5 separate regions of the Mus musculus genome follow, and regions 2, 3, 4 and 5 are each linked to region 1. A link is a loop called in an ENCODE intact Hi-C map of the cell type or tissue named here. Cell type or tissue: left cerebral cortex. All regions are shown on one strand. Each heading gives the region's core, and the rest is flanking DNA. Links, peaks and the distances in the headings are about the cores only.

Region 1 (6,091 bases), core at 880-5,879:
ACTTTAAATATCTCTTCTTATAAAATAGTAATTTTTGTTGAGGGTTATCACAGAAGAAAAGACACAATATGTTTATCTCAAGACCCAAGGAAATGTTGGAAGCACTGATAGACACAAGGGGGAGATGTAGGTAGACATGCAAAAGAAATATGCAACAACTAGAGAGGACCTTTTGGAATCATAGACAATGCAGTGTTTGGGAAAACCATGACTGTGTATTTAGAGGGAGAGCTGCATTCACTGTAAGGAGAGGGGTAAGCATGAAAGTGTTTCCCAGACCACACACAAATTATCACATTGCCAAAGCTTTTCTAGGAACTAGGCTTAAATACAACTTTTGGCTGAGCTGAGATAAACATAAATTGGTCTAGTCAGAGTGACGCCCATGAACCCACCAGGCACAGCATAGTAAAATGCCAAATAAAGACAAAGAAAATAAATCGTGGAAGTCAACAGTTAAAGGAATGGTTTCATCAAAGTGACTGCTCCTCAGAAATAAAGAAGTCCAAAAGGCAGTGGGGTGACATCATCAAAGCATTAGTGGCAAAAAAGTGTCAGAAGAATATCTAAGAAAAGTGTGTTTCAACATAAGAGTGAAATAACATTTACCAAGTAAAAAAATGAACAAATATTATGTCTAATAGTCTATCCTTAAAATAATCGTTAAAGTTCGTTGGATTAAAAATAAATAGCACTAAAAATAACTGAAAGTCCTGAGAAATGAGGCACCTGTATACTATACAGCAGCAGGATAAGTGAGCTTTCATCTCTGAGTTACTGTGAAGTTCACTGCACGACAATAGCGAATGGGCACATAGCAAGCAGAAATATAATATATTTGACAGTAAGAACACAAAGTAAGTCAGCAGGAATACAGTCATACTATAGTAAAGTAACTACAAAATATCTTAAATTCAATAGAAAAAAAAGTCAAATCAGACAGAATAACTAGGGAAGCTCATACAACAACAAATTTTAAACATATATTTGCTCTTATTTCTTCAGTTTTTAAAACAGTAAGATTACTTGAAGTTGTATTTGTGACAACTTATGACTTCACCATGTAGACTACAAGTAGCATATGTGATAAGAACAAACAGAAAAATACAGGGAAAAATGTAACTGTACAAAACAAGTTTACTATAATTTATAGGATTTAAATTTGCATGGGGCTGAGATAGATTCTAAGTTATGATGTGCATTAAACCCCTTAGAACAACCACCAATACAACTCAAATACATTTAAAGTATGGTACTATATATATATAATCTGTTTTATTTAAAGTAATTTAATAAAGAAACAAAATGCATGAGACAGGGGAGCCCAAATTCCAAATATCAGGTATAATTATACTGTGGCAGTAAAAGCATGATCTACAAAATGTTAAAAAGCTTTAGCTATATATTGGACAGAGATATAAACAGGTTTCAGGTAATGAGGAAGAGAAAGATATACCTGGAAACGGGGAACGAAGGAAAGCTGGGGTGAACATGGAGTGAACATGGAGTGAACATGGGCTAATTTGAAAATGATAATGATATTGACAAGCTTTTAATCATAATGAGTGTAAAAAAATGACGATTTAGATTACTGGAATAAGAAATGAAGGGGCATTGCTGTTGACTGTATGGAAGTTGAAGGGAATATGAAAACACTATTGCTGATAACACCTGCAATTAGATAAACTGAGTGAAGTACACTCTTAGAAAACCATATATGTGTGTGTGTGTGTGTGTGTGTGTCTTGTGTGTGTACATAAACATCAAATGCATGCCAAAACAATGAATGACAGAAGGAGGTCATGGATTTGATGGACAGCTGGGAAGCGATTAGGGGAGGGCTGGCAGGGAATAAAGGGAAGGAGATGATATTGTAATTAAAATAAATCTCAAAAATACAAATAAATAAAAAAGACATTCATTTCTGAATATAATTGGCAGCTACCTCGAATTCTGATATAAATGGAATGTTAATTATGCTTAAAAGGATAGAAGTTATCATATTAAAACCTTTCCAAAACACATATCAGTGTTAACACTGGTGAAATTTACCAAGCATCAACAGAAAAATTACTACAAACTTTTTTCAAAATAGATGGATTTAAATGTATTTTCTTCTATATCCTATAAGGTCAGCATTATCCTGGTATTAGAAGTAAATAAAACTTCACACACACACACACACACACACACACACACACACACACACACACATACACACACACACACTCACACACACACACACACACACACACACACACACACACAGCCTAATCTTCCCTCTGACTGTATTTGCAGAACTATTCGACAAAATATTATCACACCAAATACAAATATATATTAAAATGTTTACACACAAATGCCAACCAGGATTATTCAGTTAATGCCTGATTGTATTAACATCCCCAAATCTATTGTTTATATACACTACTCACAGAATAAAAGACAGAAAATATAATTATTTCATGATCATTTGATAATCTGTATTTTATGTTAAAAATCATTCACTGAATTAGAAATAAAAACAGGCATCCACAATTAGATAATGAACATCTACCTACCAAAAATAGTTAAGATTAATGACCAAAGGATGCATTCTTCAACCTGAGGTTAAGAAGGAGATATGAATGTCCAATCTCACTTTTTGTCTTAACATTTTAATGGGGTCTCCAGTCTACATTGAGCAAGAAAAAGATTGGAATGTATGAAAATTGGAACAAACTAAACAAATTGAATTCTATTTGTGGATTATATGACCCCGTGTCTAGAGAACACACACACACACACACACACACACACACACACACACACACACAAAGAGAGAGGCGGAGAGAGAGATAGAGACAGAGACATAGAAAGAGACAGAGAAAGACAGATACACACACAGACACACAAACACAAGTTTACTAACTTGGCAACACTTAAGACAATAAACCAAAAATTAATTAATTCTGTTACATTTCTAAGACAGTTCTGTTTATAATGTTAATAGCACTATAAAAATAAAATTTATAAGTATAAATTTAAATAGAGGGGTGTGAGATTTGTATTATGAATGCTAATACAATGGAAGAAGAGACTAAAAGGACTTCAAAACCAGGAAGATATTGCATGCTTCTGCACTGGAAGACTCAACACTGTTGGGATGGCAAGACTATAAAGTGATTTGAGGATTCAGTGTAAATTCCAGCGAAGTCTCTGGGGGAGTTTAGGAAGAAATTGGAAAGCTGAAGTTAAATCCGAAGCGGAACTGCAAAGGACCAAGAATAGCCAAACAATCTTGCCTACTAGTCTCTGATTTCAACCATAGCAGAAAAGCTACGGTAATCAAGATAAGGCGGTACTGGCATAATTACAAACATATGGTCAATTTATTTTTGAAAAGGGTGCCAAGAAAACTGACTGGTGAAAAATAGTCATTTCAACAAATGGTGCTGGGGAAACTGAATGACTGTATGCAAATGAATAAAGTTAGAACCTCACCTCACATCATACATACAAAACTAAAACCAAACAAACATAAATAGAAGACAAGACAACTCCCCCCCCCCATAAAAAGTCAGAATGGACCACAGTCCTATATACAAGAATAGTTTCTATAATTCTTGGAAGAAGACATGCAAAAACCCCTGTGACTGTTAGATAAATGACAGAGTCTCAGGAACACACTGAACCCAAAGAACAAAGGAAACAACAATATCAACATCAATAAAACCATACCTGGACCACAACACAAACCAAGCCAGAACACAAGTCTTTCAGAAAGACCATTCTGATTTCTATGATGTTCGCACACATGAATTTAGATGCACTTGTAACTGGTTAATTACCATGAAGTAAGTCTAACTTCTACTTAATAAAATTGTTTTTTTTGGGGTATGTGCTTCAAAAAAAAAATAAATGTTTGAGATTCAAAGGAAAATAAAATAGCTGAATGGCAAAGCATACTAGCAAATCATTTTTGGCAAGTGGCTTCTGCCTAGATATCTAAGCAAGCTTTGCCATTTGATAATAATATGCCAATAATGGTATTAAAATGAGAAAAGGATTGGTAGTCTATTTCTCTAAGATCATATGCACGTGGCCAATAAGTACATAGAAGACAACTGTTAGTTCAAACTCAGTTTGAAGCTTTAAGTCTGAGTCACTCTACACTGACTGGGATGACTGAGAAAGACAGCAGCAAGTTTGGCAGAAATATGGAGAAAATTGGTCCACACGCATTGCTGATGGGAACAGAAAATGGTGCAGGTGCTTTGTGAAACAGTTTGGTAGTACTTTTATGTCCGTGATTCTCAACCAATGCTTTGCCCACTTATAGCTTGGTGACCCCTAACCATAACATGATTTTCATTGCCGAGGGCCATGCAAGAGGAATGATAAAAGGCTTTAGAACTCATGGAATACAGCTCATGGTGAGCCTTGGTGTGGCATGACCCTGAGGACCACGTATTCTGAGGACTTCATGCTGTTATGGAGTTCTGCTCTGCTTGCTGCTCTCACATCCCGATTACTCTAAGAACTGTATGAAAACTTTAACAAGGCTTCCAGCCCCTCACTGGACAGTATCTCTGGCACTCAAAATAGTACTGCTTGACCTCTTTCAGTCATTGCTGCTGGAACAGATTTAATGATTCAATCACCACCCTAGGAAAGAACTTAAGAGACATAGATTGTCAGCCATGACTACCACACTTAGAAAACATTTGGAAAAATTAAATTGTTAGCGAAGCTAGGTTGAGATGTTCTCATTACTGGGTCAGATGTAGAAAATCTTAGGGATCAATTTGAAGTTCAGAGAGGTACACTCTTACCAGTTAAGCTAGGATCTTTATGGCCAGGGAATAAGAACAATGACAGCACTGTCTGATGTGACTCTTACTGAGGCTGACTGGTGATGACTGATTTCTTATATCCATTTTCCCCCCTCTGCTCTCTGACATGATTTGTTAAGTACTGCAGATGAGTAGATACATATTCTGAGAATTTAGAGTAAATGTGACTGATCTTTATATAAAACTTTAGATTTGTGATTCTTTTAAGATTCTTATAAGAGTACCTTTATAGATAAATAATAAAATAATTATTTCTTTCTTTGTAACCGCAGTTTGCTGCCCAACAGAGAAACTGGCTGAGCAAACTCCCTAGCTTGCTTACATGTTCTTAGTCTGTAACAAGTTGCTTAGTAATGTGCAAGGGTTTTTGGAAATAATTTGTTCCTTTACTTGTACCACCCAATGTTATTTCTTGGAAAGGTATTGGAAAACATTGCTTTTTCATAGCCACTCACTAGAAAAACTAAAAAGTAATCACGTTGTAATTTTATATTGCTTGAAAGATTTTCTATGATTATAAGCTATGGAAGAAAGAATAAACTATGAGGGTCGGAGCATTCGCCAACTATGTGTATGTGTAAAATTTGTGTGAGTGCAGGGCTGGAACACTGGTCCTTCCATCCATCAACTATGTGTATGTATGTATGTATGTTAGGGTTTTGTTTGAGTGTGTTGGAACATTCATTCATCAGCTATTTTTATGTACATGTGTAAGGTTTGTATCACAGGGTTTGACACACGGTTCCTTCCACTCATTAACTATGTGCATGTATGTATATATGTAAAGTTTTTCTGGGTGTATTTTAGAGCTTGTTCCATCTACCAGTTATGTGTATTTACGTATGTAATATGCATGTATATATGTATGTATAGAATGCTGTATGTGTGGAACTTTCTGAAGCTTTGCTCTAACCATTCTATGTGTGAATATGCATCTGTGTGTTATAAATGTGAATGTATGTACGTATATATGCACAAATGTACATGTTTGTGTGTAGGATGTTATTGGACTCTGCATTTTGTTTCATCTACTCAGTGTGTGTGTGTGTGTGTGTGTGTGTGTGTGTGTGAATTTTCTCTCTTCTCTTTCTTGTCCTCAAAGGCTTAAAAGAGTTCATAATTTTTCTACTGGCTATAGGAAGTGCCAGTCCCAGTAAATTAAGCTTTGCTCCCTCAAAGAAAAGTCTACTGAGTAACTTCTCTAATTGTCAGCTGCCTTTGGCATCAGCCCCTGTAAGTCTCTGGATTCACCCTAT
Region 2 (6,091 bases), core at 695-5,694, 390 kb before region 1:
CATACACATTCCACACAATGAAGCCAATTTAAGATAGTGTGAAATGGGGGAAATACAGCAATGGCATACAGTACCATAGTGAAAAACCTACTTTCCTCTTATGTATTGTTCCAGTTGGTCTTCCTCTTCAGGATGCCAGGCTGAGGCACCAAGCAGACTCCAGGCGCTTCTGCGGCACAGGTTTAAGGCTTGCTAATAATGTTAAATCCCCGCTTTGCTGCAGAATCACCTGGAGAGCCATCTGAAAATAGTAGCTTAGTAAACCTTGTGTAGCTCCAAGATAGGGAAAGTACAGCAAAGCAGGGTGTTTTGTTTGTTCCCTAGTTGATTCTAGTGTGGAGCCAAGGATGAAGAAAAAAGAACAAAACAAAATAGTGCACTGTCTTTTTTTTTTTTCCTGGAATAATTTTGGAAGCTATTTTGGGCATCCATCGCCAGAACCTGCTATCACAGCCAACCGGAAGGAATCACATGAAATGCTACTTGGAGAGACACTTACTATGGGTAATCTGTAAGCCTACAGCTGTAGGCAGGAACTGGGTTAGAAGGCTAAATCCAAAAGCCACTAGGGAGCTTAAGGATATGCTAAGAAGAGGAATTAAGATGCCAGGGCCAGGAAGGGGGAGTGGGTGGGTTGGGGAGCAGGGCAGGGGAAGGGTATAGGGGACTTTTTCGGGATAGCATTTGAAATGTAAATGATGAAATTATCTAATGAAAAATTTGTTTAAAATTAAAAAAAAGAAACAGTTCAAGCAATTGTCCTACACATCCTTAAAGATGTGATATATGAGTACTTCCTGTTGACTGTGCAAACTAAGCGATGTCATTAACATATTAATACCGTCCTAACTGAAATAATTAAAATGTTACCAAGTACTGAAGATTTATAAAGAAATATAAAGCTGAAAATTATTTCCACCCTACCCATTCGTACCTCCTTGTTAGTTAATATAAAGGATTTAGTCATTTCCTGACATTTCTCTCTCTCTCTCTCTCTCTCTCTCTCTCTCTCTCTCTCTCTCTCTCTCTCTCGCTCTCTCGCTCTCTCTCTCTCTCAATCATATATAAATGTTATATCATCATCTATACTTTCCTTAATGACTCATTATGATCCATCTGAGTGATTCATCTTTATGATCAGTGCATACATTTCTAAAAGATTCTTCTAATAATTGTATAATAGGATGGCTATACAAAAATTTAATCTTATTTTTCTCATATTTGAGTTTTGCTGCTTTTTGCCGCACCAAATGTATCATGTACTCATATCTGAATATTCTTGGGTAGTGACCTATTGAAATTTTTGTTGGATAAATTCTAAGTAGAATTGCTTCACCAAAATTATATGTGTGAAATGTACATGCATTTATAATTTACAATTAGCGCCAAAATATATTATAACTTTTGCAGCAGATTAGATGTGATGCTATTGTTTCCAATTTTGGTCATCAATGATTTATAATCTTCATTTAAATATACATATATATTATACATTATATATGTATTATATATTCTATATGTATTTATATATACATATATATGTATGTGTGTGTATACACACACACACAAACATATATATATATCACATTTTATTTTATTTTCCTAGATTAATAATGTGGGTTCTAAAACTTTTACACACTTACTGGTGGTTTAAATTTTTCTTTCTATGTCTTCTCTCCCCTCTACCACATTTCCACTTTTTTTTTTTTTTTTTTTTTTTTTTTTGTGAGAAAAGCAGCTTTGACTAGTTCAGGCTAGCTTTGAACTCCTGATTCTCCTACCACAGTCTCCTGAGTTACAGATGAACATTGTCACGGTGAGCTTAGATTTCTTTTAGGCATTTCTTTTAAATAAATCTTTATTTTTTTCCATGGAACTATTTTTGTTTTCTCACTGCTCCATGGTCAGACTTTGCAATCAGAGAATTTGTGCAATTGTACAGTATGCCTCGTGCTGTTTTTGACACCGATCTTTGCCTCTGCCTTTACCGAGTGTTCCTCTTACAAAAATGCATTTGCAGTACACTGTGCCGGTCATTTCTTCTGTGACTTTCCCAGTTTCTTACTTCTGACAGTCCCTACTGACAAACAATTCTTCAAACTGCTAGTAGTCTTTCTATAGATTTAGAGTTTTCTATTTAACGTTTTTAGACTGCTGCCTAAAATTTAGTTTTATGTGAGGTTTGTGGATGAGGCCTCTGTTTTTTTCTATAAATAAGAACAATTATCTCATCATAAATTATTAGCACATGCTTGACTCTGTGTTCAACCCGTATTATTTGTAAATACTAAATGATTTTCTGCTTTTGGGGCTCTTTTGGTTTTTCTCTTTGTCTGCTTAAAAACTTCCAATTAACTTGATTTCATGCTGATAGCCTCACTTTCCAGATCTTCTGACTCTAAGCTGTGCTTTAGTCCTGAAAGAAGTATACGAACGGTTAATTTTTACTTAGATTTTAATTATAGCTTAAATAATTGTGTAGTGTTTAAAGCGTTTACAAGTGTTTCTCATTTTTCTGTGCTAAACTACTGTGCAAATATACTCTTTGTAAAGTTGAACTATCCTCTCAAAGCCAGCAGAGGGCAGACAAGCAACTGTTTTTTGCTAGCGAGGGATTGAAAATAATTTTTAAATGTATCATTTTACTGATTTATGGAATAAATTTAAAGAATTCAAAATATTTACTCATTTAGGTGTTTTCATTGATCACAGTTACTCCTACACAACCAAACCTTACCTAAATATTTTCATGCCTTCCATGTATTGTTGAATTTAGGGATGAACCTAGGTCTTTTTTTGAAAGGGAGAAAGAAATTTGGGGCATAAATTTGGTTTATGAATATAACAATACAAGTAACATGAAATTGATATAACATGGCATATATTTGATGTGACTCCTACTTATTATTTTTTTAAAGACCAAAGCTATGAAAAATTGCAAATGACTGTACAATAGTAAGTGCATGTTATTTTTTACCATCCATTTCTTAAGATGAACAGTGCTCTAATGTGAGACTAGACATAGAAACAGTCTTCTGTGAGCAGCCACAGTAGATATCTGTAAAGTTCCTGCTCATTTGCATACCCTGTAGGAAACCTGAACACACCCTGTACCCAACAAGCGAAGACAGGGCTAATTGAATGAATTTATAAATGGGCTGTTTTTAGATGTTTTGAAAACCTTCGTTATTCCAGTGCTGTTTTTGATTGTGGCCTGCTGCTTTTGGCTATTTATAAATATTAGAATGGTGGAGACTGGATGAAGTAGGAAACGCTCCACTGAACCTCTCAGGGACAGTAATTCAATCAGGCAAAGGTTATAAAAGCCCCGTGGGCCACTTGTCTGTTATGTGACAGCACAGTAGAGCTGGTTTTGTTGTGTCAATTTTTTTTTTAAGTCAGGAAGCCTAGTGCTAAGTTAATGCTCTATCAGACCAACTTCATTACTCTGAGTTTGCTATATCCACTTAGTTTTTGTCCCAGATAGAGTTCTGTCTGTTGTCAAGCTATAGTATTTGGTGTATAAGTATGTACTTATTTTAATATGTAGAGACATGTGTTAATATACTCTAAAAAAATAACAATATAAATAAAATTAAATAGGGACAAGAAAGTATTTACAGTGGTTTAAAATTTTACTCTGAGTCTAAAATTCCTTGAACAAATGCATTTTGTAGAAAAACTTTAAAATTTAAAATAAATATCCAGATAATATACTCTAAAAATTACCACTGTTGAGATTTCCCCTTAAAAATATTTCACATAGTACCTTGCTAATGGAAACAAATTTAACTTCAGTACTTTCCAATTTGTATTTACGGTTGAGAATACAGCTCATTCGACCATCATTTGCTAACTCCAGATGCAATTCTCAGCACACACACACACACACACACACACACTCACACACACACACACTCACACACACACTCACACACACACTCACACACACTCACACACACACATTCACACACACACACACACTCACACACACAATCACACACACACATTCACACACACACATACACACTCACACACACACACACACACACTCACACACACACACACACACAGAGGCACGTGTGTGCAAGACACAAATGGAGTTATGAATCATGGAAACCTAAGTCTTATGAAGTATGCTCATTTGAAAATGGGCTTATGAAGTATAAAGGAAAATATAGATCTGTGGACACAGAGCCCGCTATCTTACAAGCGTGATCTCTTACGGTCTCTATTGCTGTGAAGAGACATCCAAACCACAGCAACTCTTACAAAGGAAAACATTTCATTGAAGTTGGCTTACAGTTTCAGAGGTTTAGTTCATTATTACCAAGGCAAGAAGTATGGCAGTATACAGGCAGACATAGGGCTGGAGAATGAGCTGAGAGTTCTACATCTTGATCTGCAGGTAGCAGAAGGGGGACTGTGTGCCACACTGAGCATAGCTTGAGTATATAAGACTTCAAAGCCCACACCAACAGTGACACACTTCCACCAACAATAACACACTCTCTCCAACAAGGCCACACCTTCTAAAAGTGCCATGCCTTATGGGCCAATCATTGAGACACATGAGTCTGTGTGGGCCAATCTTATTCAAACCATCACACATGGGGACCAGAACTCAATCAGGTAAATGCAAGTTGAGCATATAGCAGCCTGCTTGTAATCCCAGAGCCCTGGAGGCAGAGGTGGGGTTCCTGCAGCAATCTGGTTGGCTAGATTGGCTGATGTGGCGAGCTCTGGACTGAGCTGAGAGACCATGCTTTAACATATAATGTAGAGAGTAATAGAAAAGACATCTGACATCAGTATCTGGCTTCCACACACCAGTGCACACACATGCACATAAATCCTCACACCTGTAACAGACATATGAATAAATACATTTGTAACATTTGCATATGTACTTGATGATCCAAGCTTTTCTAGCACTGAGGAAAAATCAAGTAGTACCTTGAAGAAAAAAGGGTTTATTTCACTACAAGAACTTACAAATATATCTGCACATCAAATAAACCTTGTCAGACATAACAGGATCAAAACTGGTAAGATATTTTTATAATGTATTATAAATCATAAGTCTCAGAGTAAAATTTTCTCATTCATGGGATAAACTCTCCCAATTCAGAATTTAAAAATAAAACATATGTTTCACAATACAGGTGCCAATCCAAAGTATTATGAGACAAAACATCTCCACAAGGATCATTGGCTTCCCTTTGTGATGCCCATCTGCTGCTGGGCATGGGAGGTACCTTTAACTGTGGTTTATAGACCCAATCATGTGATGGTTGTCTGCTGCTGGGCATGGGAGCTGCCCTTACCTATGGTTTATGTACCCAATCACATCCTACTGGAGAAGACTGAGTTTTTCTTTGTGAGCAGTTGTCACTTGGAGATAGCTTGTTCCTCTCTCAGCACTAGGACCCCATCTGGCTTGAACCTGTGTAGACCCAGTGCCCATTACCACAGTAAGTTCTCTGTGAGTTCATATGCATTTCAGTTATTTTGTTTCTGGAAGGCCTTGTTTCCTTGGTGCCTTCCATTCCCAGTGACTATTACAAACTTTCCACCTCTTCTTTCAGCAAAAATTCCCTGAACTTTAAAGTGAGGGGTTTGATGAAGACATCCCATGTAGGATGGAGTGTTCCAAGGTCTCTCATGTTTTGCACTTTGTCTAGTTGTGGGTCTCTGTATTAATTGCCATCTCCTTCAAGATGAAGCTTCTTGGATGCTGGCTCAGTGAGATACTGATCTATCTACGGACACTTGCAGAATGTCATAAGAAGTCATTTTATTCCTGTTTCTTTAGCAGAACAGTAATATTTGTTCTTTTCTAGTTCCATAACCTATCTAGTTTCAGGTTCTTGGACACCTGAACAGTGTTGGGGATGGGTTCCAAATCACAGAGTGAGCCTTAAATCCAACCAGACAGTTATTGGTTATTTCCACAGCTTTTGTGCCACTCTTCCATCAACCTATCATGAAGACAAGTCAACATTGTAGACTGAAGAGCATATAGCTGGCTGCAGTTTCTGTTTTTTGTTAGTGTTGGTGGGGTTTTTGGTTTGTTTGTTTCGTTTTGTTT
Region 3 (6,091 bases), core at 870-5,869, 210 kb after region 1:
GTCTGCTTTGAATAGAAGAATTTTAATCCAGGGTCCTTTCAGCAAAATCTTGCTAGTGTATGCAATGGTGTCAGCGTTTGGAGGCTGATTATGGGATGGATCCCCGGGTATGGCAGTCTCTAGATGGTCCATCCTTTCGTCTCCGCTCCAAACTCTGTCTCTGTAGCTCCTACCATGGGTGCCTTGCTCCCAATTCCAAGAAGGGGCAAAGTATCCACACCGTGGTCTTCGTTCTTCCTGAGCTTCATGTGTTTCGCAAATTGTATCTTATATCTTGGGTATTCTAAGTTTCTGGGCTAATATTCACTTATCAGCGAGTACATATCATGTGAGTTGGCTCATTTTTTAATACCACCTGCCACTACAATTAATTGCTGCTGAGAGGAATTAGTCTTCTGGGATGAGTCCCTGATAAGCTATCTGATCCTAACTCGTAGCCATATGTGGTAAGACACACACACACACACACACACATTTTGCCAAAATGCCAAGATGGTTACCTATATAGTTGAAATTAGAAGATACTGAGATATACACTTGTTCTATTCAGTTACTACTTGCCTTGTATTTGTATCGAAACCATCCTTATATGTGAAAAATTAATTTGTTATTTACTAAATCTTTGTTATTTTCATTGCTTATCCTTAATTACTTATTTTCTTTGGCGCATTATCTTATGAAACTGTATTATACATTCGAATCCATCTTGATTAGCATTAACATAAAACATTTTTCGCACACATCATGAATTGTTTTTGTATCACTAATTGGCAGTGTTCCAACTCACTATCACAACATCTCTAGTGATGTACAATGAAAGATTTTGCTTCCTGTTCCTGTGGCCTTAAGTTCTGCTGACCTAGAAGTTTTGGGTCCTGACAGGGGAGTCCTCCTGCCAGGAGACAAAGCAAACATTCCATTGAATAAAAAGTTCAATGGACTTCCTTCCCCTGGTTACTTTCCCTGGTTATGCCTCTGATGTTCTTAAGCCCAAGAGGCTAAGAAAGGAATAACAGTGTTAGGAGGATTTATTGATCCAAACTACCCAGTATTGAGATTCTACGAATGACTTGTGCAGAGGAACTGTAGTGGAATTTAAGATTTAACAGAATTAAGGGGCTCAAAGCCATGATACACCATAGTGCTTTATGGGCATTTCATGGACCTTCTGTTTCAATATCTCAAAGTTCAAAGTAGAGACAGAGAAACTATGAAAAACTTACAGAATATTTCTCATCACGATCATCAGATTTTCTCAGGAGACTGAAGGTCTCATGGTGAATGGTAACTTCAGTATAGTGTCTCTAAAAAGCTAAGCTGCATTGCTAAAGGTAGGAGAGGACACTTCTTGCCAGCATCATTGCTTTGGTAGAGACATTAATTGCAGGGGAGTCAAGGAAGTTCTATGGGGATAGGCTTTACACAGCTGGATGCCATGGGAAAGTCTATTGCACGCATGCTGCATGGGAAAATTGTGTTGCTTCCTTGCAATGGAGATAAGGAAGATTATGCAGGAGCTGCACAGAATCCTTTAGGGCATTTCTTGTTGTTATGTATTGTGTTTAAAGTCAATCGAGAACTAAAAAAATCCAATCCAGGAAGGACACAACAGATCTGAATTCTTCATGAACGAAGGTAAGAGTCACTCCTTTCAGTTCTCAAGAACTACTGAGGCGCTTTCTAAGGGTGGGAGAAAATAGAATGTGTAATAGAAGACGGTATTTATAGCCACTAGTAGAGGGTACATGACCATATGCAGAAGTGCACATTGCAATAATGTGCTTCCATCACAGTTTGAAATACTATATACATTGCATATATATATATACATACATATATATATATATATATATATATATATATATACATAAACACACACACACACATACACACACACACACACACACACACACACACACACACACACACAGCAGATATAATGTACTAAAAGGCCAATCATTCCACCGCGGACATTGCCCATTGCCACCTGTGATAAAATATATAACTCATTTGAGGTTTCTAAGTGGGACAGATGTGTCATGCTAGGTAGAATTATGCTGGCTATTTTTTTCATTTGGAAATTATGTATGACATAAAGAGGTGGAATTTTGTTTGTCAAGTTCACAAGTTGACATCTTGATATTCAACTTTACCATATTTGGAATTAACTATAACCCAAGCTGCTGAATATACCTCTGTGGGATATTCTTGATTGGGTCATTCGAGGAGACACATTAAACCAGGGTCATACCTTCTGATAGCAGCCCACATAAAAGGACCAGGAAACACAAAGCTGTTGATACTTTCCCTGCTTGCTCTCTCTTTCATGGACAGTTTCATCTATCCTGTGGTTGAGAAATTCCTTTCCTGGTACCAGAACTTATATCTTTGGCATCGCATACAGCCTGGTGCACTCAAAGAATACAGGATTCTTAGCCTTTCCATTGAGAGACAGGCATTGTAAAACCAGCCAGACCACAATCTATAATCCATTTATGTATTTTCATTATATTGGGTCTGTTCTTTAGAGATTCTGGCTAATACTATTATTTCATTTGATACTCAGGACATGTATAATTGAAAAATCACCCACTATAGTATACATAAAAGTAGTTTTGTGCTATACTCCTTTTAAACAATAAATATAGAAAGTAATATTTGTAATAAAATGTACAAAAGAAGCATTATATATCTATGACCATGATCCTATATGTATCTACGAACTAAATTCATATTTTCATCTTATGCACTAATACTACTAAATGTAGACAATTATATGGAGATAGTTTTAGTTCACCATACTGTTTAATTTACCATCTATTAAAATCAGTGGAAGCCAGTGATGGCCTTAACATTAAAACTGTTCATATATAATAAAAAGTACAAAAAGACTTTTCACTTCATGAATGGATATTTAGTAGCTCCTTTATTTTTTTACATTTCTGTGAATATTTAGGCAGTGGTTATCAATGTGGGATGCTGAGATAGCTGGACTAGTATCATTTTGGAACTTCTCAGGAATTATAAGGTTGAGACAGACAGCACCTTTGACCTGAAGGATGCATGGCTATGGGGGTTGAGACCAAGCAAGGTTCATTATAAGAAGCTGCCTTGGATATATATATATATATTGTATGCTGAATTGGATGGACAATAAGCTATAGGAACATTCACAATGGTGTTTCTTGTGTTCTTGCTAATGGGATAATCTAGTGCTTTTGCAAACTTCTTATACGAACCTTTCTCCATTTTGATAGGGAATGACTGTTCCTAGCGGCCAATGTTAGCGTGAGACAAAATAATTAGCCTCTGGACCTGGAACATTCCAATCAGTCCATTAGTCTCAACAGACACAGCTTCTTTGAGGGGGGAGATTTTGTTCACACCAATGCAGTGTATTGTATAGACATTGTTAAGAGTGTGGCCTCTCAGGATCCACCCGAGGCTTAGAGTCCCAGCATCTACAAAGAACTAGGACACTCAAGTGAGCATGTTTGAGAAATAGTACTTTATGTAGCATATAACAATAATACTATTCATCTACTAATGTTTAATATTTTTACACTCAATTCTTACATTGTGATGCGAAACTTGAATAACAGTCCAGGAGAGAAAGGGATATAAATCATATGGCTCATCTTAAACTTTACTGTAGAGTCATCAACTAGTTAAGTTCTTCCCCCAAAAGAACTTCATCTAGTGATCATACTTCAGTGAGTCAGGATGTGCACATCATTTCTCAGTGAAATCTGGATTCTGCTCTTTGGGGCTTCTAATACTGCTTACTCTGGACCCTTGCTGTAACTTCTATTCAATGTCTACTTGATGCTTAATTCTCTTTGTGTTCCTTTAGTGCATCAGTATCTTCCTCTCTCAAACATTTCCTTAATGTATTGGTTTTTATCTACTGGTGTCTCCTTATTCTTGATCTATATGAATGGACACACACACACACACACACACACACACACACACACACACGGTCGGGGAGAGGGAAAAGAGGGAGGAAAGAGACAGAGGGAGGGAGAGAGTCACAGAGAGAGACAGAGATGCTTGAGGGAGGAGGAGAAATGGGGGAGGGGAAAGTTTCTGGGGACTAGAACATGTTCTTGGGGCTGCCAGACTATTGAAAGCTGAAATTCAGTCATGCAGACAGGGAACACTTAACATGAGATCCTCAGCGCTAAGGCAATGAATGGAGGCGACCTGAAGAGGTAAGGCAAAGTGACAGACCCAGCCACACCCTAGACTGATTCAGGTTCCGGTGAGCTTGACTACCTTGCCTCTGATTCAAGAGAAGAAAGCGGCAGAGAGCCACAGCAAACACAGAAGGCCACAGAGCAGGAAGGTTCCCAGTTCTCAAAAGCACATGCCAACACAAGCTTTCCTGTAAAGATGATTGTGTGGGAAAAGCGCAGGCAGGGCAAAGAGAACCCATTTATACTTTAGATCACCCGTGGTCCTCGCCCTCATCAGGAGCATTGAGACCAGAGTGATCCTCAGCAGCCCCGGAGAAGCTTTTGGGGAGAAGAGTGGAATGTATCCACGAGCGCGTGTGCGTGAGGAGGAGAGAAAAGACGTGATGACTTCAGAATTTATTTAAGGGCCGCCGGTGGAAACCACTGCGGCAGCTTCCAGGGGAAGCCCTTGTTCCAGAGGAAGAGGAGGTGGAGATTGCCAAGGAGGAGGAGGGGAGGAGACACAGAAGGAGGAGTATCCTAGGCTTGCACTAGGCAAGTGAGAAGATGCTGTAGCATCCTCACTCAGTTCCCAGCAGGTTGGTTCTGTCGGCCAACTGATGCAAGCAGATGAATTGCAGAGGGACTGGAAGGAAAAAAAAATTGTTGCAGCGGGCGGAGGCAGCGCGCGATGATGGGGCGGGGGTGTCTTCGGAGGTGGGTGGTGTGCATGTGTGTGTGTGTGTGTGTGTGTGTGTGTGTGTGTGTGTGTGTGTGTGTTTCTGCTTACCTTCCCAGAAAAGAAGCACCTCCTTTAAGTGAAAGGATACACCCTAGAATAGAAGTAGGCTGGGCACCCAGAGAAGACCTGTCCTGCTTCTAGCATCCCCAGGGGACTCACTTCCTTTTAACCATCAAACTCCCAACATTTACCATAAACTTCACAGGGGCTCCGGGTGGGGTATTGGGTGGAGAATGTCCCTTCCATATAGGTACTTCCCACACTTCACCCCAAAGTTCCTGTTTGGAGGGACACGTCTTCACCCTCTCTGGGTGGCCCGGGATGCCAAGGGGAGAAGTTATGCTACGTTAAGTTTCTGAAAGTCAGATCCAGTCCCGGATTACCATCTCTCCGCCCCGGGGCTCCTGCTGCACGCGAAAGTGGCGGCGGCGGCGGCGGCTGCCGCTGCTTGGGCGGCAAAGGGACCGCGGCTGCTTTAAGAACCGCCTCCCCCTCTCTTCCCTTTGACAATGGTCTGAACCGAGCCCTGCTTCCCAAAGCAAAATTTGTAATATGCCATTTTTCCGATGGACCTTTCTCCTTTTGGCTGCTGACGGAGCCACGGGAAGATGCCGAACTGCTGCCACGTTAGGAAGCCAGGGCACGTTCCAAGAGAACGCTGGGGCTCGCGAGTGTCTAAGCTGTCTTTCTCCTCCCGTTGCTAAGGAAATGGTCCAGGACTGCTGGGTGTGAGCCTCACCTCTCCTCCAGCCGAGACTGCGGTTGTCATTGACAATTGAAGAAACAGGACCTGAAATAAGAGACATTAGGTACAGAAACTGTATTCGAGTTGCATGGTTTCTCTTCCGCTTCGGGTTTTTTCCCCCCTTGACCACCTCCCCAGCCCCACCCCGCCCCCAGGGAAGAGGAGAGGCAAAGTCCTCCTTGTGGGTATTAGTTACCTTTGCTTTCCACCCATCTTCTCCATCCCCGATTTTTCTAGCTCCTGCCTAGCTCGTTCTCTCCTGGGGCTGATGAACAATTTTAGTGTGGAAATTATGAAGTCAACTTCTTTCGGGGTGGTGGGGGTGTGGCTGAGCAGTAACTGTCCAGCAGTGTGGGGTACGCTTGCTGTTTGACCATCCGAGCAGGCACAGAGGTAAAGAAAGTGAAAATGCTTCCATTAGACATG
Region 4 (6,091 bases), core at 734-5,733, 160 kb after region 1:
GTACTTAATGGATGAATTAAAGCCAAGTCAAAAAATATCCTACAAAAACCTTCTGACATGGCCATATTAATACTTCCTATTACCTAAAGTGAGAATTGCTTCATATCCCTTTATTTTATTTTATTTTATTTTATTTTATTTTATTTTATTTATTTTTTTACCACATCTGAATTACACCTTTTCAGTTTGCAAGGTTTCATTTTTGTTTGTCTAAGGACACAGAGAACCTTTATAAACTGCCATGTGTCTTTTTTTCTGAACTTTTGTGCAACAATATTTAGCTCCCATAACCTAACTGAAAAGCCTACTACTTGTTCCATTTACTCAACCCACTTGACAAGTTGCTTGATCATAAAGACTTCTGCAACCTGCATGCTTCCCTGAGGAAACACCCCAGAAATACCATTTGTTTGCATTCTAACTCCTACACTGAGGCAAACTAGCCTTGTTTGCAATGACAGCTCTGAAGTAACACCTGACAGAGCTCAGTTTACAAGTCACTAGCTCCAGATTCAGATCAAATACAGGAAGATATAGACCATGTGAACAAATCCTCAGAACTGGATGGACAGGAAAAAATGAAAATGGGATAATGTACTATATCTTTTGTATGAGTGAGTGGACAGTGTCATGTGACTCTATTCAAACAACGTTTACTTATAATACTTCTTTTTTTTATTAGATAGTTTCTTCATTTACATTTCAAATGCTATCCCCAAAGCCCCCTATACCGTCCACCTGCCATGCTCCCCAACCCTTCCACTTCCGCTTCCTGGCCCTGGCATTCTCCTGTACTGGGGCATATGCTCTTCACAATACCAAGGGCCTCTCCTCCCATTGATGGCCGACTCGGCCATCCTCTGCTACATGTAATACTTCTTAAACTAGCATTTCTATTTCATATGTGTTTGAGAGAGCATACAAATATCATCCTTACAAAATGTCCTGAAGTGGGTTAATTAATTAAACTCTTTTTGTTCTCGAAGGAAGAAAGACTGAAAGACAAGTACAGACAGAGAATCTGGATTTGTCTATCCATAATCTTGACTCCAAGTAGCAAACGGATGTGTCAATATACATTTCATCATCTTTCTGACTTTAAACGAGTAAGTGGTTTTCAATACCTCGATATTAAAAGTAATGCCACATCATTAATCTTTGTCAGAATATTTGTTGTCCTCAATAGGATAACAGAAAAGAACACTGTAGGTCAAAGGGTATGTATTATTGCTAAAGACATTTTTTTATAAAATGGCTGAAATGAAATTGCTTCCCAGAAAGAAGGTTCTTGGCTCTGTTCCAAGCACGAGTGAGTGCCAAACCTGAGGGCTTACGCCTCACTCTCATTCTTGAATCTTTGTGTTTTCTATATTCGTTGCTCATATAATATTTATTATATCAGCTATGATTACCATTTTAAAATAAGAGAAGGTGTGATTTCAGAAATTGCTTTGTGAGAGCCTCTCAAGTATTACTGCACTCTTTTCATTCTGATGTAATATTTCCCTTGAGTAAACTTTGCCTCTCATTTTATTTATTCTGGTTTTGCATTTGTTTGAGATTTAATTCATGAATATAACGTTTTTGCTCACATTCTTCTCCATTCTCTCCCAGTCGGGTACTGTCCTTTTCTACCATTTTACCCTTTCAAATTTCTGAGTTCAAAAGCAACAACAACAACAAAAGCCTACTTAGTGTTGCCAGTATGTGCATGCTGCATGAGCATGAGACAATCTATATTAATATACAGGAATATAAGTAACCTATCAATGACTGGTTCTTTGATGAAATCCAAGTGTTCTCGCCCAAGTAGCCATAAACTGCTAATATCTTCTCAGCCAGAGGTGGGAATTTTTGAGCTCATTTTCTATTGTATAAATTGTAGAGGAATTTTAATCCTGCAAACAAGGCTGCTTTGGTAAGGAATCACATACACAGACTTATGTCTGTGTGATCTAATTGGAAGACAGAGACGCCACCTTTAATCCCTCTTGCTGGAATGCAGACATGCCCTTAGAATATACTTTTACTGCCAAACAATATAAGTCGGGATAGTTTTTAGATGAAAACAGTCCTGTTTGAAATCAATGTCTAAATGAGGGGCAAAATGACAAATCAGAAAGAGATTTGACAGAATAAGTCAGAGATTGGATATGCCTAATTTTCATGAGAACAGCACAGAGAAGCTTTCAAAAAGCAGTGCAGTCAGTTGGGAGTCAGTGCAGTGTGTGCAGTGCAGGGGAGTTGAGTTCCTTAGTGAGTTCATGCAGGTCAGGGCAGGTCAGCAGAGGCAGCTGAAGCCAGAGCATAAGAAGGAGCCAGATGATTAGAACAAGTTGCCAGAGTTAGTTTGAGGCCAAGTGGAACAATTCAATGACAAGCCCCTATTTGGGGCAGCATCAAGTGAAATACATTTTATGTTTACATGTATATGTTTTTGGAAACTTCTATACTAGCATGTTTTTATACAGGTACTTTAAAAGACTGTAGTGCTAGTTACCCACCTACCTACACACACACACACACACACACACACACATACAACTTAACTAGCATGTTTTTATACAGCTACTTTACAAGACTGTAGTGCTAGATACCCACTTACCTACACACACACACACACACACAACTTAACCTGCTCTGTTCCATTATTCCCCTTCCCATCTTCAAATCACTTATATTCTATCCCCTGCCTATGAAATTCTCCATGGCCCCTTATTAGCTTCCTGTCTTCCATGGGCACATATCAAAAGAGTGAAGCTAGCATCCACTTATCAGGGAACATGTACCACATCTGGCTTTCTGGGTCTTAGTTGACTCCCTGGGAATGATTATCACTAACTCACCCATTTATGTTTATTTTTCTTTTACAGCTGAATGAAATTCTGTATATATACCACATTTCATTTATCTGTTTATCAGTTAATGGACATCTAGGTAGTCTCAAGTTCTTGGCTATTGTGAATAGAGTAGAAATGAACATGGAGGAGCAATTATCTCTGTAGTAGGTTATAAAATCCTTTGTTTATGCTCAAAAGTGGATAGCTGGATCATATGGTAAGTCTATTTTCAGTTTTGTGAGGAACCTCCACACTGATTTACATAGTGGCTATACTAGTTTACACTCCCACCAGCAGTGACTAACTGCTCCCCCTCCACGGACAGACATCCACACCAACATCTGTGGTGCTTTGTTTCTTTGCTCTTTATCATTCTGACTGGGGGAAGATAAAAATCTCAAAGTAATTTTCATTATCATTTTTCCTATGACTTATGATGTTAAGCATTTTTACAAATGTTCTCCATTAAATTTAAATTTGTCAGCCGTTTATGTTTTCTCTTTTGAGAACTCTTTTAAAATCACGGCCCAGTTTTAATTAGGTTGTTTGTTTTCTTCATGTCTAATTTTTGTTTTTTAGCTCTGTGTATATTCTAGAATCTAATCCTGTTGTTTTTAATATGAAATCACAAATGTCTGATTTATCAAATGAAGAATCAGGAGCCAGATACTGTGGTGAAAGCCTGATAGTTCAGAGAGGCAGAGAACGCACCCAGCTGACCTTCCTACTCCAGTGATACCGAGGAAGAAAAATGCCCTTTCTCCTTCTTCACACTGTCTTAAATACCCTTTCACTCAAAGACCCTTCTGTCTCTTTCCTGAGTTTTCCTGTGTTCACTCACTCTCAACTGGTTGCTTGCTTTGCCTGTCATTGACTTTATTTAGCTCTTGTTTACATAGAGCTCTTGGGCTAAAGGTGTATGCTAGAGCTGAGGGACACCACAAAGCCTTGTTTACACTAAACAGATAGCTCTTGGATTAAAGGAGTCTGTAAGTGCTGAGCTATATCACTAGAAACAGATTTTACCCTGTTCACCATCTCAGGGTTCACGAGATGGTCCAATATCCTGCAACATAACCCTCTGGCAGATGTAAAGCCATTTTCCCATTCTCTGGGCTGCCTCATCACACAAGCCATGGTACCCTTTAATGGGCATAAATGATTTTGCAGGGATAAACTCTTATGCACAGTGTGAAAGCATTCACTTGTCAATAAAAGTCTGATGATCACTGAGGGGGAGCGAGTAGGTAAGACATCATATGAAACTGGGGAGAGGTAACTAACCAGCAACACGACAGACATAAAATGGTGTAAGGGGGTTGATGTACATTAAGAGTTACTTGGGGAGCAAGTCTAAGCTAGAGCCAAAGTCATAAATACATAGATAATTCTCCATGTCCTTATCCGGGAGCTGGGACAGGCTTAGAAAAATCCCAAGTAATTATACATTTTAATTTCATAAGGCTCCATTTATTAGCTGCTGATATCGATATCTATGATGTCTAGGCTGTCTCCATTTCTTGCCTATTGTGAATAGAGCAGCGTTACTGTGGATGAGATATTTATCTCTGTAATAAGATGTAGCATTGTTTGGGTATCTGCCAAGGAACGGTAGTACCTGTTCACAAAATAACTTCTAGCTTCGGCGGGGATGGAGGGGTGGGGTGGGGGAGTGGGAGGTGGTGTTCATATCACTTTTCACAGTAGTTTCAACACACCCAACACTAAGTGGTCTCCTTTCCTCAATTCAATGTCAATATTCCTTGTCATTAAAATATATATATATATATATTTATCTTAGGCACTCTGACCAGGACACAGTGGCATTTTAAAGTAATTTTAATGTTTATCTCTCTGATGGCTAAGGATGCTTAGCCTTGATCCTTTAAAACATAGTTTTCATACTTTTGCATTTATTAAGAACTCTTTGTTTAGCTACAGATCTTACTTTTTAATTAGATTGTTTGTTTTCTTGGTGTGTACTTTTTTCCCCTTTGTATATTCTAGACTTTAATCCTATGTCAGATTTGTAGCAAGGAAATCTTTTCCCAGTTCTTCTCTCCTCGAGGGAGTTTGTTCCCAGGGAGTGGGTTTGGGGAGTTTATTTCTTCTTCTGCTTCCAGTTGGCTCTCTTTTGTGTTTGTGGCTAAAGATGTGATGCCTCAATTTACTGCTTCAGTTACCTGCTGTCATGCATGCCTCTCCCTGAAATTATGAATCTCTCCTTTGAAATCATAACCCAAAATAAAGTCTTCTGTAAAAAGAAGCCAGCTCTCTAGGCTGACTCTTCATACAAATGATGTTGTTTTCACTTGTGCCCTTCCCCCAGCCTTGAGCAGGCTAAAAGACCTTAATTATTTGCCACAGTTGGTCTTCCTTGACCTAACCCACCTAGGGTGGAGTCTTCCAAGGTAGGTGGAAGTCTTCTGCTTTGTCACACTTGCAGTTTCCTGCAGGAGCAGACTGCCTGCTGAGCTTGCTTTGCAACATTGTCCAACTGAAACAAAGCAACATAGTCCAACCCAAACAAAGGATGGGTGTGTGGGGTTTTCCCTATATAAACACAGAGCTGAAAATTAAACTTTGAGCTTTGATCAGAAAACTTTGTCTTGGCTTCATCCTTCTCTAGTTCACCCATCCTTTTTCATTTCCAGCCTCCCTTTCAGGTACCCAGTTCTCCATAGCTGCTGGACAGCTACATTACTATGCAGATTCTTTTTAATTTCACAAAGGTGCATTTGTTATTTGATTCATTTTCCCCTAGCTGGGCTGCCTTGTCTGGCCTCAGTGGGAGAGGATGCTCTTTGACCTGATGAGACCTAATATGCCAAGATAGGTTGTTAGCTGGAATCAGAAGGAGGTTCCATTTCTCTGAGGAGAATAAGGGGGAGAATACAGGGAAGGAGATTTAAGGGGTACTGGGAGGAGAGGACTGAGGGGACTGCAGTCAGGATGTAAAATTAATAAATTAATTAATGAAAAAAGGGAAGAATTAATATTGAGAAACTGGCCATTCTACCAAAAAGCTACATACACATTGAATATAATCTTCATCAAAATTTCAATGTAATTATCCTAAGAATTTGAAAAGAAATCATAAAATTCATATGGAAACACATAAGATCAAGGATAGCTAAACAGCCCAACTATCCTGAAAATGAAAATACCAGTGTTGCTATCACCATCCCTGATATCAAAGTATAGTATAGAACTATATCATCAAAAGAACATGGTACTGAAAAGCATAATGA
Region 5 (6,091 bases), core at 610-5,609, 130 kb before region 1:
TAAATATTCATAAGATTTAAACTCCATGAGAGGTCCAAAAGGGGCTAAAGAGAAATCTCAAGTTGGTGAAGGCCTTGTTGTGGAAATACAAGGACCTGGTGTTGAAGAGATATAAAAAAAGTCTGTTGAACCAGCCTCTGTCTGTAAGTCCAATGCTGGGGAGAGCAGGTGGGGGAGGGAGGGCAGGAGACAGATGGATTCCTAAAGCTCGTTGACCAGCCACCCTGCCTGGTGACTTTCAGGTTCATTGAGAAATTCTGACTCCAGAAGTAATGTGGAAAAGATCAGAGATGACATCTAAGGATAAACTTTGGCTTGCTTGCACACATACATACCTGCACATGTGAATATCTACACACACACACACACACACACACACACAAACACACACAGAGCAAGGAAATTAAGAAGGTTTAACAAAATTTATCAAGTTCAAAGTTTGGAAGAAAGTATTTAAGTTTTTAAACAATTTTAAAAGGCTCAAGAAAGCTAGCACCTGACATCAATCATCTCTCAAAACATCAAGAGAATCTGAGAGCATCATCACACCCATACTGGTTGAAAGAAAATGAGAGTTTTAAGCTGAGAGCTGAGAAAAGAAAATTGATGGATGTCTCAGTGGTGAAGTAAATTTTCTCTAATAATAACTAACGGATGTTCAGATTGGAAAAACAATCCACCCAGGAAATCTAATAACTAATTGTTTTTGTTGCTGAAATGAGTTGGCCTTCTGTAGCTGATTACATACGAGGGTTGTGAGACAATGTAAACAGCAAGACATCAAGTATGTTTTCTGAGGATTCATGTTGAATGTGAAAACCTCGGGAAATATAAGGCATTGATTTTATTCTGTTCTAGTTAGAGATTTTAACAATGATTTTGGCAAAAATGTCTGAAACAGTTGTTAAAATTATCTTGCTTCTAATCAGGAGGGAGAAAGGCAGACTGTATTTTCCCAGATTTCATGTTTGAGTGTTTATTAATTCCTACTAGGAGAACTCATGAACATGTTATTAACATGGTATTGATATTGATACACATGGTTACTCTGTGAGACTCTTAAAAAGAACAGAAAGGTGGGTAGGTCCTGAAAAAAATCAGTTGTGTATGCAGTTGTTCAGATATGCAGCGTTCCCCCAAAGCCTCCTGTGCTGATGGCTTAGTTCTTTTGAGAGATCACTGGATTTCAAAGGTTCTAAATTTCTTCCCTTTTATTAAAAACAAATTCTTTTCTCACAATATATCCTGATTACAGTTTCCTCTCCCTCTACTCCTCCCAGTTTCTCCTTATCTCCTCTCCCCTGACTCCACTCCCTTTTTGTGTCTCATTAGATAACTATTGGCTTCTAAAAGATAACAACCAAACATGACCCAATAAAATATAACAAGATGAAGCAAATAAGATAATACCAAAGTTAGATATAGCAACCCAAAATGAGGGAAAGGGTCCCAAGAGCAGGTACAAGAGGCAGAGACCTATTCGTTCTCAGTCAGAAGGCCTGTAATAATATTAAGCTAATAGCTGTAATATACATGTAGAAGATCTGGTAAAGATTCATACCAGGACTGTACGTCTACCTCTGACACTGAGCTCATATACAGCTTGCTTAGTTAATTGAGAGGGCTGTGTTCTCCTAATGTCCTCCATCCCTCTGGCTCTTACACTCTTTACTTCTCCTTTTCCACTGGATTTCCTGATCTCTGAGGGGAAAAATTTGATGGAAACCTCGTCCCATTTAATCTCCCTCTCCTCCCTCTCCTCCTCCTCCCTCTCCCCCTCCCCCTCTTCCTCCCTCTCTCCCCCTTCCATTCTTTCCAGCCACAAGTATTCAGTAATATTTATTCTATTTCCCTTCAGAGAGAGATCCATGTATCAATATGACACTTCTTCAGAAAGATCTGAATCCAATTCAGATAGCTCAAGACCCAGATAGACCACTCTTAGACATGTATCCAAAAGGTATACCATCCTACCACAAGAACACTTGCTCGACATTGTTCCTTGCAGCTTTATTCATCATAACCAGAAGCTATCAACAACCCACATGGTCTTCAACAGGAGAATTGATAAAGAGAATTTGGTACATTTATATAATTGAACATTATTCAGTTGTTACAAAAAATGACATTGTAAAATTTGTAGGCAAATGGATAGAACTAAAAATCATAATCCTGAGTGAGGTAACCCAGATCCAGAAAAACAAATATTGAATGTATTCAGTTGTAAGTAGATATAAGCAGTTAAGTAAGTGATAACCAAGCTACAATTGATAGACCCAGAAAAGTTAGGTAAAAAGAAGGGGTCTGGAGTGGGGTTCTAACTTTTAACATCACATTAATAAATGTGTGGCTGAATAGATTTCTATAAAGTAGGGTGAAGTTAAAAGAAGTAGCTTCATGGGGGTACATAGTAGACCATTTCTCCTGACTCTGACTACTGTGAGTTAAGGAGCCTACTCTCAACAAATGTGATCCCATCTACAAAATGTCTTTTACTTGTCTTGGACTAACTGCAATGAAACTGCAGATGGACTGCAAGCTCAGAAATCAATAAGCAAAGCAAATTTCTCTTTAATATTTAGATATTCTATCACAACAATAGAACATAGAATATGTCATATAAATCACAAAGATACATAACAAATATGACCCTTACCATTTTTGAAAGCAAACCTCTTTCTGAATATTATACTGGTTAGTTCTATTGTCAGCTTGACACAAATTAGAGTTACCTAGGCTATCCAGAGATTGCCTCACCTGGGGATCCATCCCATACAGAGTCACCAAACTCAGACACTATTGTGAATGCCAATAAGTGCTTGCTGACAGGAGCCTGATATAGTTGTCTTCTAGGAGGCTTTTCCAGAACTGGACATATACCGAGGCAGATGCTCATAGTCAGCCATTGAACTGATCACAGGGTCCACAATGGAAGAGTTAGAGAAAGGACTGAAGGAGCTGAAGGGGTTTGCAACCCCATAGTAAGAACAACAATATTAACCAACCAGAGCTCCCAGGGTCTAAACCATCAATCAAGGAGTACACATGGAGGGACCCAAGGCTCCAGCCATATATGTATCAGAGGATAGCTTTGTCAGGCATCAATGGGAGAAGAGGACCTTGGTCTTGTGAAGGCTCAATGCCCTAGTGTAGGGGAGTGTGAGGGCAGGGAGGTGGGAGTGGGTGGGTATGTAGGGGAACACACTCATAGAAGAAGGAGGAGAGGGGACTGGGATAGGAGGATTCTGGGGAGGTGGAGAAATCGGGAAAAGGGATAACATTTGAAATGTAAATAAATAAAATGCCCAATAAAAAAAAAGAATTCAATAAAAAAAAAAAAAGAATTACCTAGGAAGAAAGAACCTCAGTTGAGGAATTAGCCACGTTCAGATTGCCTTGTAGTAGGCATGACTTTGGGTAATTATCTTGGTTGATGATTGATGTGGGAATATCTGGCCCACTGTGAGCAGCACGATCCATAGGAAGTGGGTCTAGGTTTCATTAAAAAAAAGCAAGCTGAGAAAATTAGAGGGATAAACAGCTTTAATCTACTATCTCAGCTTCAGTTCCTGCTTCCATGTTCCTGCTCAGTTCCTTATCTGATTTCCATCCAATCATGGAAAATCATGGACCATAACCCACAAATTTAAATGAAGCCTTTTGTCCCCAGGTTGCTTTTCATTACAGACACAGATGGCAACTGAGAACAAACATGAGCAAAACTTTATCTCATGTTTTATTGCAGGATTTTTACTACAGCACCTGATTATTTTTAAATTGTGACATTTTCTTGTTCTGAAACATGTGTGCTTTAATATTTATTTTAAATTTGTACATAAAAAGAACATATTCACTTTTCTAACAAATATTTTGTATATATGCATGGTAGTTGAGCATGAATACCCATGCTCATATGTGCAGGTGCCCAGAGAGGCCAGAAGAGTGTAGGAGCCCTAAAACAGAACTTGCAGTTTTTGTTATTCTTTTAGAATGTGTGTCATTAACTTTAATTCGGATCGTTATGATTTTTCTTCCACTAGTTTCTAATGTAGCCCATTTTTGTTTCCTTTGAGATAAATTAATAAGCTGCTTATTGAGATCTCTATTTTTTCTAATGCTATTATATAACAGCTAAGTTTTGACTAGCCTTAATTTTGAATTTTCAACAGTATCACCAATTACTTCTTATGTACATCAAAACTCATAACAAATAGTGAAATCCAATATAATGAAAATCTTTGGGGTTTATTTACACCTGTCCTTGAGTCTTTTTTCACAGTTTGACACAAGTACAAACAAGTGACATCACCAATTTATTTATTTTTAATAAAAGCACCAACAGCTACAAATATGTCTATGTCTCACAGATTGTTTTTGTGTTTTCACGGTGGTTTGACTCTAGGCATTTTGGAAAATCCTTTCTGATTTCTTTCACAACAAACTGGTCATTTAATGGTAACACCTAATTCTACTTATCAGTTATATCTGCCTTGAATTTTGGATTGGTCTAATGCCAGTTATTATTAAAAACTAGACAGGTCATGTAAGTGCAATTATCATGAACAGATGTTTTACTACACAGGTTACCTGATGAGACAGCATAACAGCACAGAACTTATTCTGCTTGAAGAAGGCAGGTACCTTCTTTTGCCTTTCAATTGATGCTGAGTGTCACAGCATAACTTTAGATAAAATCATAAACATGAGGTATCCTCGTTGAACAAAATCAGTGATTTTTGGAAAACCATTTTTTAAACTAAGAGTGGTACACTTGAGTTTGATTTTAAGCATCTATCTTCTGAGAATTTTATCCTTGTTTAGCCTCTTTAGAATCCACTTTCAAGTACTGTCTTGATTTCTTTTGTTCTTTATTCCCTAGTCCCAACAAATTCATAACACATTTCCAGATTGGTAATGTAATTATGAGTCCAGCAAGTGAAAACAGACAGTCTTTGCAAATCTTGGATTTATTGCTTATTGGATATTCAACTCAGCCAAGTTTTAATTCCTTTTTCTTTAACCTTAGTTATATCAACTGTAAAAACATAAAGTAAGAATAGTGAATATTTCAACACGTCTCTATTAAAGTAGTAATTACATATATTTTATATTATATATTTTTTGCAGAGTGGTGTATACAATATTTACATATCGGGCTTGAGTGTAAGGCAATTGATATAGACACCATTTCTAGCATTGCCTCAGGAGAGTTGGAACATTTGACTTTTTAAAATTTTTATATACAAAAGAGGTCATGGACATTAGGAAACTATGCCAGGAAAGATTGAAGTCTACCATATCTGGATAGCTCCTCTAAGATCTCATCCCAACTCCCACCCTTCACCAACCCACCCCCGCCCCCAACACACACACACACACACTTACTCCCAGTCAGACCAGGATACTATAAGACCCTACCTGTTCCAGACTACTTTTCATTCTTCTAGCCCCATGTATAACATTGCCTGGACACCCTAAGGGAGGAAACAGAGGATGAGAGAAAACCACAGCTGTTCTCTAACACACATATCATACATGGAATCTTGAAGGGGAAAATTTAGGTGGATCAGCAGAAAAAATAAAGAGACAGTACTACCTCTGCTTACCTGTTAGTTCAAGCATATTTTAATAAATTAGTAAATGGCATAGTCATATCAGTATGTAATTGTAAGGGTCCATAATTTGCGGAAGAATGATGCCCAACTCAAATAGTATGCAAAAGCAAAGAACATTTTATTCTGCAGAGTCCAGCATGCTGGGGTCTACCATTTACTAAGATGGAGATGCCCAAATGAGCTCACAGGCCCAATTTAAAGCACATTAGTGGATTTCCAGGGAGGGGTAGGTGACATTTATCTTAATTGACTGACTCTATATCTAGCAACACTCCAGAACCATTGCTGGGGACTGGGGGAAGGTTGAAAACTGTTGTTTTGGAAGCCTAGAATCTGTTGCTGACCCATTGTCCTTGTCTTGGACTGGGTAACAGGGTAGCTACAGATGGTGGGGCAGTTTCTGATTGGCTGCCTGATGCCTGGAGTATTTGCAGTCACTGACTTGCCTGGAATTGCCTAGTTTTTGGAACGAGAAA

What was found. A loop is a pair of places that touch in the nucleus more often than their neighbours do. Peaks named below come from ENCODE experiments on the same cell type or tissue, not always from the same donor. Only the 100,000 strongest peaks of a DNase experiment are listed, where the experiment ranks them.
Region 2: it touches region 1 in a loop (2.1-fold over the local background); 3 of 42 quality-filtered maps call a loop at or near these places.
Region 3: a loop joins it to region 1, with 5 times the contacts of the local background. A loop is called at or near these places in 2 of 42 quality-filtered maps.
Region 4: it touches region 1 in a loop (1.9-fold over the local background); 3 of 42 quality-filtered maps call a loop at or near these places.
Region 5: a loop joins it to region 1, with 2.4 times the contacts of the local background. A loop is called at or near these places in 2 of 42 quality-filtered maps.

What each region holds. Positions count from the first base shown.
Region 1 is chr10:106,251,057-106,257,147 of GRCm38, forward strand. No RefSeq gene overlaps it. Among named protein-coding and RNA genes, the nearest start is that of Ppfia2, 220 kb to the right of the region's middle. In left cerebral cortex, for the core only: no CTCF peak of the experiment used is centred there; DNase peaks (open chromatin) are centred at 3,294 and 4,231.
Region 2 is chr10:105,864,955-105,871,045 of GRCm38, forward strand. No RefSeq gene overlaps it. Among named protein-coding and RNA genes, the nearest start is that of Ccdc59, 27 kb to the left of the region's middle. In left cerebral cortex, for the core only: a CTCF peak has its summit at 2,578 (motif pointing right); a DNase peak (open chromatin) is centred at 2,578.
Region 3 is chr10:106,464,863-106,470,953 of GRCm38, forward strand. Ppfia2 (protein tyrosine phosphatase, receptor type, f polypeptide (PTPRF), interacting protein (liprin), alpha 2) reads left to right here and starts at 5,448. Exons shown (of 32, transcript NM_001205341.1): 1 at 5,448-5,729. In left cerebral cortex, for the core only: no CTCF peak of the experiment used is centred there; DNase peaks (open chromatin) are centred at 3,773, 4,651 and 5,382; H3K4me3 peaks cover 1,831 bases; H3K27ac peaks cover 1,685 bases.
Region 4 is chr10:106,412,075-106,418,165 of GRCm38, forward strand. No RefSeq gene overlaps it. Among named protein-coding and RNA genes, the nearest start is that of Ppfia2, 55 kb to the right of the region's middle. In left cerebral cortex, for the core only: no CTCF peak of the experiment used is centred there; a DNase peak (open chromatin) is centred at 3,124.
Region 5 is chr10:106,124,194-106,130,284 of GRCm38, forward strand. No RefSeq gene overlaps it. Among named protein-coding and RNA genes, the nearest start is that of Ccdc59, 290 kb to the left of the region's middle. In left cerebral cortex, for the core only: no CTCF peak of the experiment used is centred there; no DNase peak of the experiment used is centred there.